Linked DNA regions of Homo sapiens: region 1 is linked to region 2. A link is a contact called in ENCODE Hi-C or POLR2A ChIA-PET data. All regions are on one chromosome and are shown on one strand. Each heading gives the region's core, a stretch centred on a gene start or an enhancer-like site at or near the end of the contact. The rest is flanking DNA. Distances are from core to core; before and after follow the strand shown. Region 1 holds the start of THRAP3 (thyroid hormone receptor associated protein 3). Region 2 holds the start of PHC2-AS1 (PHC2 antisense RNA 1).

What was found. Hi-C counts contacts between places; a loop is a spot of excess contacts on that map. ChIA-PET counts read pairs that join two places held with the same protein, here RNA polymerase II (POLR2A). Pooled maps may share reads with other maps.
Region 1: a map with no recorded cell type shows a loop between it and region 2 (12-fold over the local background). The contact joins the promoter of THRAP3 here to the promoter of PHC2-AS1 in region 2. A Hi-C loop is called at or near these places in 1 of 37 single-sample maps with no recorded cell type and 2 of 50 pooled maps. POLR2A ChIA-PET finds 5 or more read pairs at or near these places in 1 of 52 experiments (activated T-cell).

Annotation. Positions count from the first base shown.
Region 1 is chr1:36,221,669-36,226,009 of GRCh38, reverse strand. THRAP3 (thyroid hormone receptor associated protein 3) reads right to left here and starts at 1,567. Exons shown (of 12, transcript NM_005119.4): 1 at 1,505-1,567. RefSeq lists enhancers at 1,121-1,649, 1,481-1,690, 1,650-2,177, 2,091-2,390, 2,601-2,770 and a silencer at 1,821-1,940.
Region 2 is chr1:33,347,523-33,352,290 of GRCh38, reverse strand. It overlaps PHC2-AS1 (PHC2 antisense RNA 1), which reads right to left and starts at 1,939. Exons shown (of 3, transcript NR_125978.1): 1 at 1,844-1,939. The region is part of intron 9 of PHC2 (polyhomeotic homolog 2); the gene reads left to right. RefSeq lists a silencer at 2,231-2,750 and an enhancer at 2,206-3,135.

The DNA of each region.
Region 1 (4,341 bases), core at 318-2,817, 2.9 Mb before region 2:
AAAACATCAGTCTCCAAAATTGGAGATCTTTCTCTGGTGTTAAAACGTTTAAAAAACAAAGAGATGGAATTACACTGGATATAGAGGTTTTTAATCAAATCACTTCTTACAGAAACCTCAACACAACTCTCTTACAAAATGCAATTAAGCCCAAATGGCTGCAGTAAAACTTATCATTAACGTATGAACATTGGCTCACAAAATACATCTCCCGGCAAAGAACAAACTGAGCCCGATTTGCTCCACAAGTTGTTCATGGCAGGAGCCGGTTTTGGCTATTTAACAAGCTTCTAAATCATAATACACACGTCAGACTGTCTAGAATTACAGAACAGACTACAACAGTACTTCCACAAACGAAAAAAGTCAGGGTCATCTGAAACAGAAGAAAAATAACGGTGTGATACACGCCTCATCTCTCTCGGCGCACACTCTAAAAAAAAAACCTATAAATGATGATATTACTTTTTAACAGTGGCTAAGTGATTTTTATTTTATCTCATTTAGTCTCCACAATAACCCTGTAAAGGGGTCACTGTTACTTACTGCTGTTTTAGTGATAAGAAAACTGAGGCAGCTGGAGATGAAGACTCTTGACCTAAGATCAAAAGATAGCAGGGCCAAGATTTAAACCCAAGCCAACTGGTTCAGGATACTTCTGTTATGCTCCCAACAGAAGCTTCACTGCCTCTCTCTTGCCAGGTCCTTCTATACTCTCAGAGGCTTTCCCTTCACCCCAAGTAACAAATTCCCCATAAACACTGTACTGCCACTGATGGCTTCCAACTTCTGTGCACCATTGCTGCTCCCCAGCTTCTGCTGCCATGCTCCACCCCTAAGATTTGTAAAGTCAAAGACAACAGTTGATAAAAGTTGCTTAGGTGCTAAGAGAAGCAAAATAATTCACCTCATATAAGCAGAACTCACGCCGATTGCCACTGGAATGCAAGCCGGCCTCAGCTCCAGCCCAAGAAAAAAGTGAGAACTCTAATATTCCCGTAGGAGACAAATTTGGACTATCCCGTTTTTGGCCACCAGGCTGGAAAGAACGGAAGCGGTACTAACATTTACTGAGTGGCAGCCACATGCGCCCTAGGAGAAGACCGAACCAGGCCAATGGGGACTGGGTGGGGGGAAGGGCACTCGGGAGTTCCGGGAAAAGAAATCCAAATAACGGGGTTCATACGACCAAAACGGGAGGAGTAGGGAGTGGCCGCCCCCAGGCCGACTGCAAGATAAAGCGGCGTAGGAGCTGCTCTGCAGAGAAGGCGACCAAGAGCCTTGGGAGCTAGGCCGGGGCCAGGGGAAGACCTAAAGGGCGGGGAAGGGGAGGAGCCGGAGGGAACGGAGCCCGCTCAGAAGAGGCCAGGGTGTAAGCTGGGGGGAGCGACTCCACGCCAGGCCTTCCCCGAGCCCCTGACCAGCAGCTGGGGAAAAAAGATAAGAGACGAAACCACTAGAGCCGGTTAAGCTGCCCTAACTTCCATCAGAGGCGCTCACTCACCTGGGCCTACCACAGAGATCGCAGCTGCAGCTCGCAACGGAACAACCAGCCCGAACCTCGCCCCCGCCCCACAGCGCGCCCAGCGTCTCCGCTCTCCGACGACGGCGACGGCGTAGACCCGCTGCCTCCTGGGAAATGTAGTCCTACGCCCTCCTCTCCTGGCCGACTTGGCTGCCATCAGAACTACGTTTCCCAAAAGACAAGGCGAGCGTTGGGCCCGCCGCTTTGCGTCACGCGCTCGGTTGTCGGCGGTCACGTGGGTTGCTCGGGGCCGTCCCCTCCCCCCGCCTGGGTGGCCTGGAGATGGAGGAGGGCGGTGGACGGAAGGGGCGGGGGCGTTGCTGACGCCACTGCCCCCACCATTTTGGAACCAGCCTGGAGGGAGAGTCTGAGCCCCACCCACTCCGGGCCAGCTTGCCTTGTTGAAAAGCTTCCGAGTTGGAAGTCGAGTCTCCCTGTTTTTGGTCTCTGCTGCGCTCCCTTCCGCTTTGTGACCTTGAGCAAATTCATCCCTCCTCTCTAAACTTGTTTCCTCCCCTGTGAAATGAGACTTGTAATTTCTACCCCACAGCGATGTTGCCAGGCTCCGACAAAGTAAGGCACAGGAAAGCCTCAAGCACCCTGAAAGCGCAACGCAAATGGAGGGGTTGGTTTGGTTTCGTTTTTTTAATTTTAATTGTGTGACCTCATTCGGAGACCCAGAAACCGCCTCTCCCCAGCCTGCCTTCTGTAACTATGATTTTCTGACTGTCGTCCTGGGAAGTTTGTTAAAATGGGTGCTACTGGGGTATTGAACCAAAAGTTTACCGGGGAGTGTCTCCCTGCAGTCTACATTTTAAACCGATCTCTCGGGTGATTCTTACCCACCTACAAATTTGAGAATCTCTGCGTTTATCAGTTTTGCACAGGCTGGTTTCCTCCGGAATTTCTGCTCTAGTGTCTCTGAACATTTAAGACCCATCTCATAGGTCATCTGTGATGCTTTCAAAGTTGACTAGCTCCTCCCTATGCCTGTGTTCCCACAGTAAGTTTGCATCTTACTCTGTAAGTATCGGGGCCTTCCCCGACAAGACTGTGAGCTCTTTGAGAGCCGAGATCAGTTTTGATGGATTTCTGCACCTCCAGAGAAAAGTAGACACAGTACACATCAATTAATAAAGAAATCTAATGCTCTTCCTAAGAGAAAAGCTGCAAGGCTCAACTCAAGTAGCAGACCACGCCACATCAGCCCTTGCCCTTAGTGGCTTCGGCAGCATTCCTTGCACACGGCTTACTCTTTCTTCCTTCTTTGAGCACTTCTTGTGGTCGACGTACTGCGCAGTGCTTCTTAAAACGTTCTAATTTAATTGATTTTATTTTTATTTATTTATTTATTTATTTATTGAGATTCTCCCTATGTCGCCCAGGCTGGAGGGCAGTGGTGCGATTTTGGGTCACTGCAACATCTGCCTCCCAGGTTCAAGCGATTCTCCTGCCTAAGCCTCCTGAGTAGCTGATTTTACGGGCATATGCCACCACCCGGCTAATTTTTCTACTTTTTGTGGAGACGGGGTTTCGCCACGTTGGCCAAGCTGGTATCAGACTCCTGACCTCAAGTGATCCACCTGCCTCGGCCTTCCAAAGTGCTGGGATTACAGGCGTGAGCCACGGGGCTGAACCAATGTAATTTTAAATTCAAAGATTTTCTGGGTGTCTACTGTATACAATGCCCAGTGTAAAATACTGGGAACACGGTAGTAAACTAGATGGATACCAAAATACATAATTTTGGCTCCCCTTTTAAGAAATACAGGCATAGGCCGGGCGCGGTGGCTCACGCCGGTAATCCCAACGCTTTGGGAGAACCGAGGCGGGCAGCTCACCTGAGGTCAGGAGTTCGTGATCAGCCCAGCCAACATGGCGAAACCCGTTCTCTACTAAAAATACTACAGATTAGCCGGGCGTGGTGGTGGGCACCTGTAATCCCAGCTACTCAGGAGGCTGAGACAGGAGAATCGCTTGAACCCAGGAGGTGGAGGTTGCAGTGAGCCGAGATCATGCCACTGCACTCCAGCCTGGGCGACAGAGCAAGACTCCGTCTCAAAAAAAAAGAAAAGAAAAAAAGAAATACAGGCATATCTCAAATATTGCAGGTTCAGTTCCAGAACACCACAATAAAGCAAAGATTGCAGTAAGGTTAGTCCAAGTTTCCCAGTGCATATTAAAGTTATATAGTATGTTTACATCATACTGTAGTCTATTGTGTGCACTAGTGTTATGACCTAAAATATATATACTTTAATAAAGAATATTACTTAAAAATGCTGTCAGCCTGGCGTGGTGGCTCACACCTGTAATCCCAACACTGGGAGGCCAAGGCGGGTGGATAACCTGAGGTCAGAAGTTTGAGACCAAGGCCAGGCGCAGTGGCTCACGCCTGTAATCCCTGCACTTGGGGAGGGCGAGGCTGGTGAATCACCTGAGGTCAGGAGTTCAAGACCAGCCTGGCCAACATGATGAAACCCTGGTCTCTACTAAAAATACAAAAAATTAGCTGGGCATGCTGGCGGGCACCTGTAATCCCAGCTATTCAGAAAGCTGAGGCAGGAGAATCGCTTGAACCCAGAAGGCAGAGGTTGCGGTGAGCCGAGATCGTGCCACTGCACTCCAGCCTGAGTAACAAGAGCAAAACTCCGTCTCAAAAAAAAAAAAAAAAAGTTCAAGACCAGCCTGACCAACACGGTGAAACTCCGTCGCTACTAAAAATACAAAAGAATTAGCTGGGCGTGGTGGCACATGCCTGTAATCCCAGCTACTCGGGATGTTGAGGCACGAGAATCGCTTGAACCCAAGAGGCG
Region 2 (4,768 bases), core at 690-3,189:
AGCATGTTTTATTTGCCTTTTACCAATTTGCTAATAGAAGTACCATATGGGACCCCACTGAGTACTCATGCCCTGTCTCCGCAACAGTGGTAATCAACATTTTTTGCTCAAGTGTTTGTAATCCAGAAACCCCTAAATGAACTGACATTTGCCTTTCTCCTCCATAAAGCTCTCAAAATTTTCTTTCTGAAATCTAATCATGGTGATATACAAACAAGCATCCTCCTCTTGAGGTCCTATCTCATGAGAGAAGTAAGCTTTACACAGTGGAAACAACTGTCAACCACCCAAGACTTAAATATCCATTCTGTGTATGTCTTTTTTTTTTTTTTTTTTTTTGAGATGCATTCTTACTCTGTCGCCCAGGCTGGAGTGCAGTGGTGTGATCTCAGCTCACTGCAATCTACACCTCCCGGGTTCAAGTGACTCTCCTGCCTCAGCCTCCCGAGTAGCTGGGATTACAGGTGCACACCACCATGCCCAGCTAATTTTTGTACTTTTAGTAGAGACAGGGTTTCGCCATGTTAGCCAGGCTGGTCTCAAACTCCTGACCTCAGGTGATCTGCCCGCCTCGGCCTCCCAAGTGCTGGGATTACAGGTGTGAGCCACTGCGCCCGGCCCATTCTGTGTATGTGTGAATGCCTGCTCTGTGCAAAGCACTGTGGGAAGGGAGGTAGCACACTGAGAAACACGGTCTGTACCCCACCTCAAGAGCTGAAGGTCTACTTGAAACGATGAAAAATGCACAGGAAAAAAATTACAATAGAAAGTAAAATGCGATAAATGCCATAGATGGATTTGAGGTAAGTCATTTAAAAGCTACAAAACAGGAAAAGTTACTGCCAACTAGAGATGTTCAGGATAGATTTCAGGGAGGACGAGGCATTGTTCTAGAGCAGAGGTTGACAAACTACAGCCCAATGGCCAAAACCATCACATTGCCAGTGTTCGTACAGCTCGCAAGCTAATAATGATTTCTACATTTTAAATTTTTTTTTGAAAAAATCAAAAGAATTCTATTTCATGATACATGAAAATTATCTGAAATTCCAATTCTAGTGCCCATAAATAAAGTTCTATTGGAACACAACCACACTCCTTCACGTACATATTGTCTGTGGTTGCTTTCCTGCGGCAACAGCAGAGATGAGTTGTTGCCACAGACCGTGTGACCTACAAAGTCTAAAATATTTACTCTCTGGTCCCTGGCAGAAAAAGTTTGCCAACTGCTGTTCTTGAGTCTGGACCTTGAAGGATAGGTAGGACCTGGACATGCAAAGTTGAGGAAAGAGCATTCCAGGAAGAACTGGTGGAACTTAAGAGAGGGAGGCAGGAAAGTGTGGGCATGTTAGGGAACAGGAGTTGAGGATACAATCCTGTGTTACCCTAGTTTATAAAACAAAATATAAGTGTAAGAAATGCAGAGGCAGAGGAGAAGGAAATATGAATATTAATGAAAAGGGGGGTTGAAAATTTGAAAAATAGAGGAGAAAGGGAGCTAAGTAAATATTCGGGGAATGTAAAATAAATGTAAACAAAGAAGATGGGATGAGGCCTGAGAGTGGAAAGGGGTGGGGGGAGAAGAAAGGCAGGCAACGAATATGAATACTAAGGAAGGCAAGAAAATGGGACCATGTTGGGAACAGAGGGAAGTCAAGAATGGAGAGAAGTGCCTGGCGTGTGTCCAGCACCTTCCTGCGCCTCGCGCTCCTGAGGGTGGGGACTGTGTCACGCTGCACGTCTCTGTACCCCCGCAGCCCCTCGCGCGCGTGCTGAATGAGTATGCTTCGCCACGACAGCGCAGGTTCACCCGGTGCGCTTGGGGAAGATAACCAACACTTACGGGACTCTGACCGTGTGCCAGGCACGGCGGGCCGCCTGAACCCACTTCCTCAATCAGCCTCAACCGCGAGCCCGAGGCCGCTCACGGAGGTGTGACCGGGGCACTCGGGCCATGACTTCCCTCTGATCCTCGGTTCCCAGTGGGAAGGAGAATGACTTGTAGGGTCGTTGTGAACAATAAGTCGGGGACAGCGCGAGCAGGGTTTGGCACGAACTGAGCTCTCGGTGACTGGTGGTCGTTAGTCTTCTGACTGACCCCCAGGCCCCTCAGGGAGTGAACGGTCCAAGGCGGGAGTCGCGGGCCGCCCCGCCAAGGAGCACTTGCACCGGCTATCAGGGCAGCCTCCTCGTGGCGTGGCGCCCGCCTCCCTAAGCTGAGCCCCGGGCGTCCCTAACCCGCCTTCCGGAGGGCGCGAGGCGGGGCTCGCCGCACAAAGGAAGCGCGCGGCCCGTGTCCGCCCCGCCCCTCCCGCGGCCCCGCCCCTCCCCGCCCCGCTCCCTCGCCCCGCCCCCGGCGGAGGCGGCCGCGGGAGCCGTCCCAGACTCGCCGCATTGTCTCCGCGGCGGCTGCAGCCCTCGAGCGCCCGCCGCGCGCGCGCGCGCAACCCCGGCCGCCGCCCGCGCTCCCGCCCCGGCCTCGCGCCCCCGTCCCGGCCTCGCGCCCCGGCCGCCCTTTGTTGACGCCGGCCAGGCCGGTGCGGTCGGATGCGCCGCGGCAGCCCCGGGCCCCGGCTCGGAGGCTCCCGGCGGAGAGGAGGCGGCCCGCCCGGGCCCGGGACCCCGCGCGAGTCGGCGCCCGGCCGAGGGGCTGCGTAGGCCCCGCCCGGCCAGGCCCAGCCGGGCCCTGGACAGGTCAGTGCCGGGGCGGGGGAGGGGTTCTCGCCAGTAGGGAGGCCGGGGGCCGCGCTCGCCGCACTGGAAGTCGGGCACCGCCCTCGGTGCCCCTAACGGCCCGGGCCTACGCGGCTGCCAGGCCGTGCCAGTCGCGGCTCTCGTCCGCGCGGCGCCTGGGAGGTGCCCTGCTCCCCAGCCTCGCTCGCCTGGGGACCCTGCGCGCCCGTCGCCCCTGGAAGCCGTGTCACCTCGGCGCGCCGCAGCTTCCGCGTCCCCAGGCCCCGCACACCCCACCCCAGCCCCAACCTAGGACCGGCCTCCCCGCCGCTGCGACTTCCCTGGGACGGACGGTGCGTTCGGGGACGAGACTGCTGGCATCTGCCGTACTTTATTGGTGGTGGACTCCCTATCTTGGAGGCGCCTGCGGCTTCGCTGGAGAGTTTTGTTTTTAATCTAGTTCAGTCTCACGAGGTTTTTAATTGGATGGAAAGGGACAAGCTGTTCTGTGTCTTTTCTTCCATTTTTAGAAGAGCGTTTTCTCTCCTTCCTATGCCAAATGAAGGTAGACTATATTTGTTGCTTCTTTACATTAAAATCGGGATTTGTGAGATTCTGTATTTAAACTGAAGTCCACAGACAGGGAAATAATTGGCCCAAGGTCAGGTTGCAAACCAGTGGCGACGCTACCATCTGAACTAAGCCCTGGGCCCCGTGTCGGATACCAGTCAGTGCCCTGCTACTGCCCACCCACCCGTCTTCCATAACCTGAACTGATCTCACCCACATACTTTCGGTTCTGAACAACTTTCCTTTCCTTCCTACTCCATACCTACGATATGTACCTTCATGTGCTGTGTACGGAACACACTCTTTTCATCTTTTTCTTCCCTTACAAATCAATGACAGCCTTCCCCTCGGATATCTCCCGTGTTTGATCTTTAATCCCCTCTCCATTAGCATATTGGGCCCAGAGGATCCCTTGCAAAATAAGCTACCTACCTAAATCCATCATATGTCCCTGATTTTTCTAGGACAGCCCCAATTTAAACTATTCCATCCCATTGTCCATCAGCCTGAGTATCTCCATTTTTGGTTTAAAAAATAATGTCACTTTGTACCACAGCCTACTGACCTGGCCTTTTCCAGCCATTTGGCTCTGGAGCATAACTGGGTAATCCAATTATCATTCACCTGGGATTTTTCTTCCCCGCCTGAGTCAACCCAAATGTTGGAACTGCCAGGATTTCTAGGTCAGCATGAACATTACAGGCTAATGAGGCAAGGAAATTCCTTCTTGCTCTTGTATTTCTTCCCACCTCCCCCACCCGCCCATCTTTTATTCTGGTACAGGGCAACAGACCTGTGGCAGACCCTATTGATTAGGATTTAGGTTTAGGTCACAAGGGATGTAGGGCTTCCCATCGTTTTGACTTTAGAACAGAAATAAAGTACCTGACTGTGTTGGTTATCGGGCAAGAGGCTGTCTTGAACCTTAAGATAACCAGCACAGCAAAGCAGTTCTGGTTTCATTCAGTTAGATTTAACATACTTTTATTTGGCTCCCATTTTAGGTAAAGTACTGCCCTAGGCACTGGGGAATATAAAAGTGATTTTAACAAATAGCTCCCAACATCTGGATCTACATTTGGGAGTATTCACCCTTTCTAACCAGCTGATAAACTGTGTTTTCCACTGGTGATTTCTCTGTACCTAAGTTCCAGCCCCTGCAAGGCGGGAACTGGGGCCTCTGGCTTGGCTCACTCACAAGGGCGGGCTTGTTTCGCAGAAGGTCGGGCAGATGGGGAGTGGTGCTCTTTTGGCACCTGCCCTTTCCAGGCACTCTTCATCACATGAGCTCTGCTTCTCAGCCCACCCAAGATCTGTTTCCAGGCTCGTCCATGCACACAGGGAAGAATAGACATCTTTTTCCTCCAGCCTGAATCTTGAGAAAGGGGGTAGTTTCTTAGTCCTTTCTGTTGTACTTGAGTCGGTTTCTCAGTTGTCCAACTATGTTTTCTCTCCTGTTTTCACCCCCTTCTTTTTTCCCCCAAACTGTTCTTTACTGACATGTGGCACAAAGGTGCTTAATGAA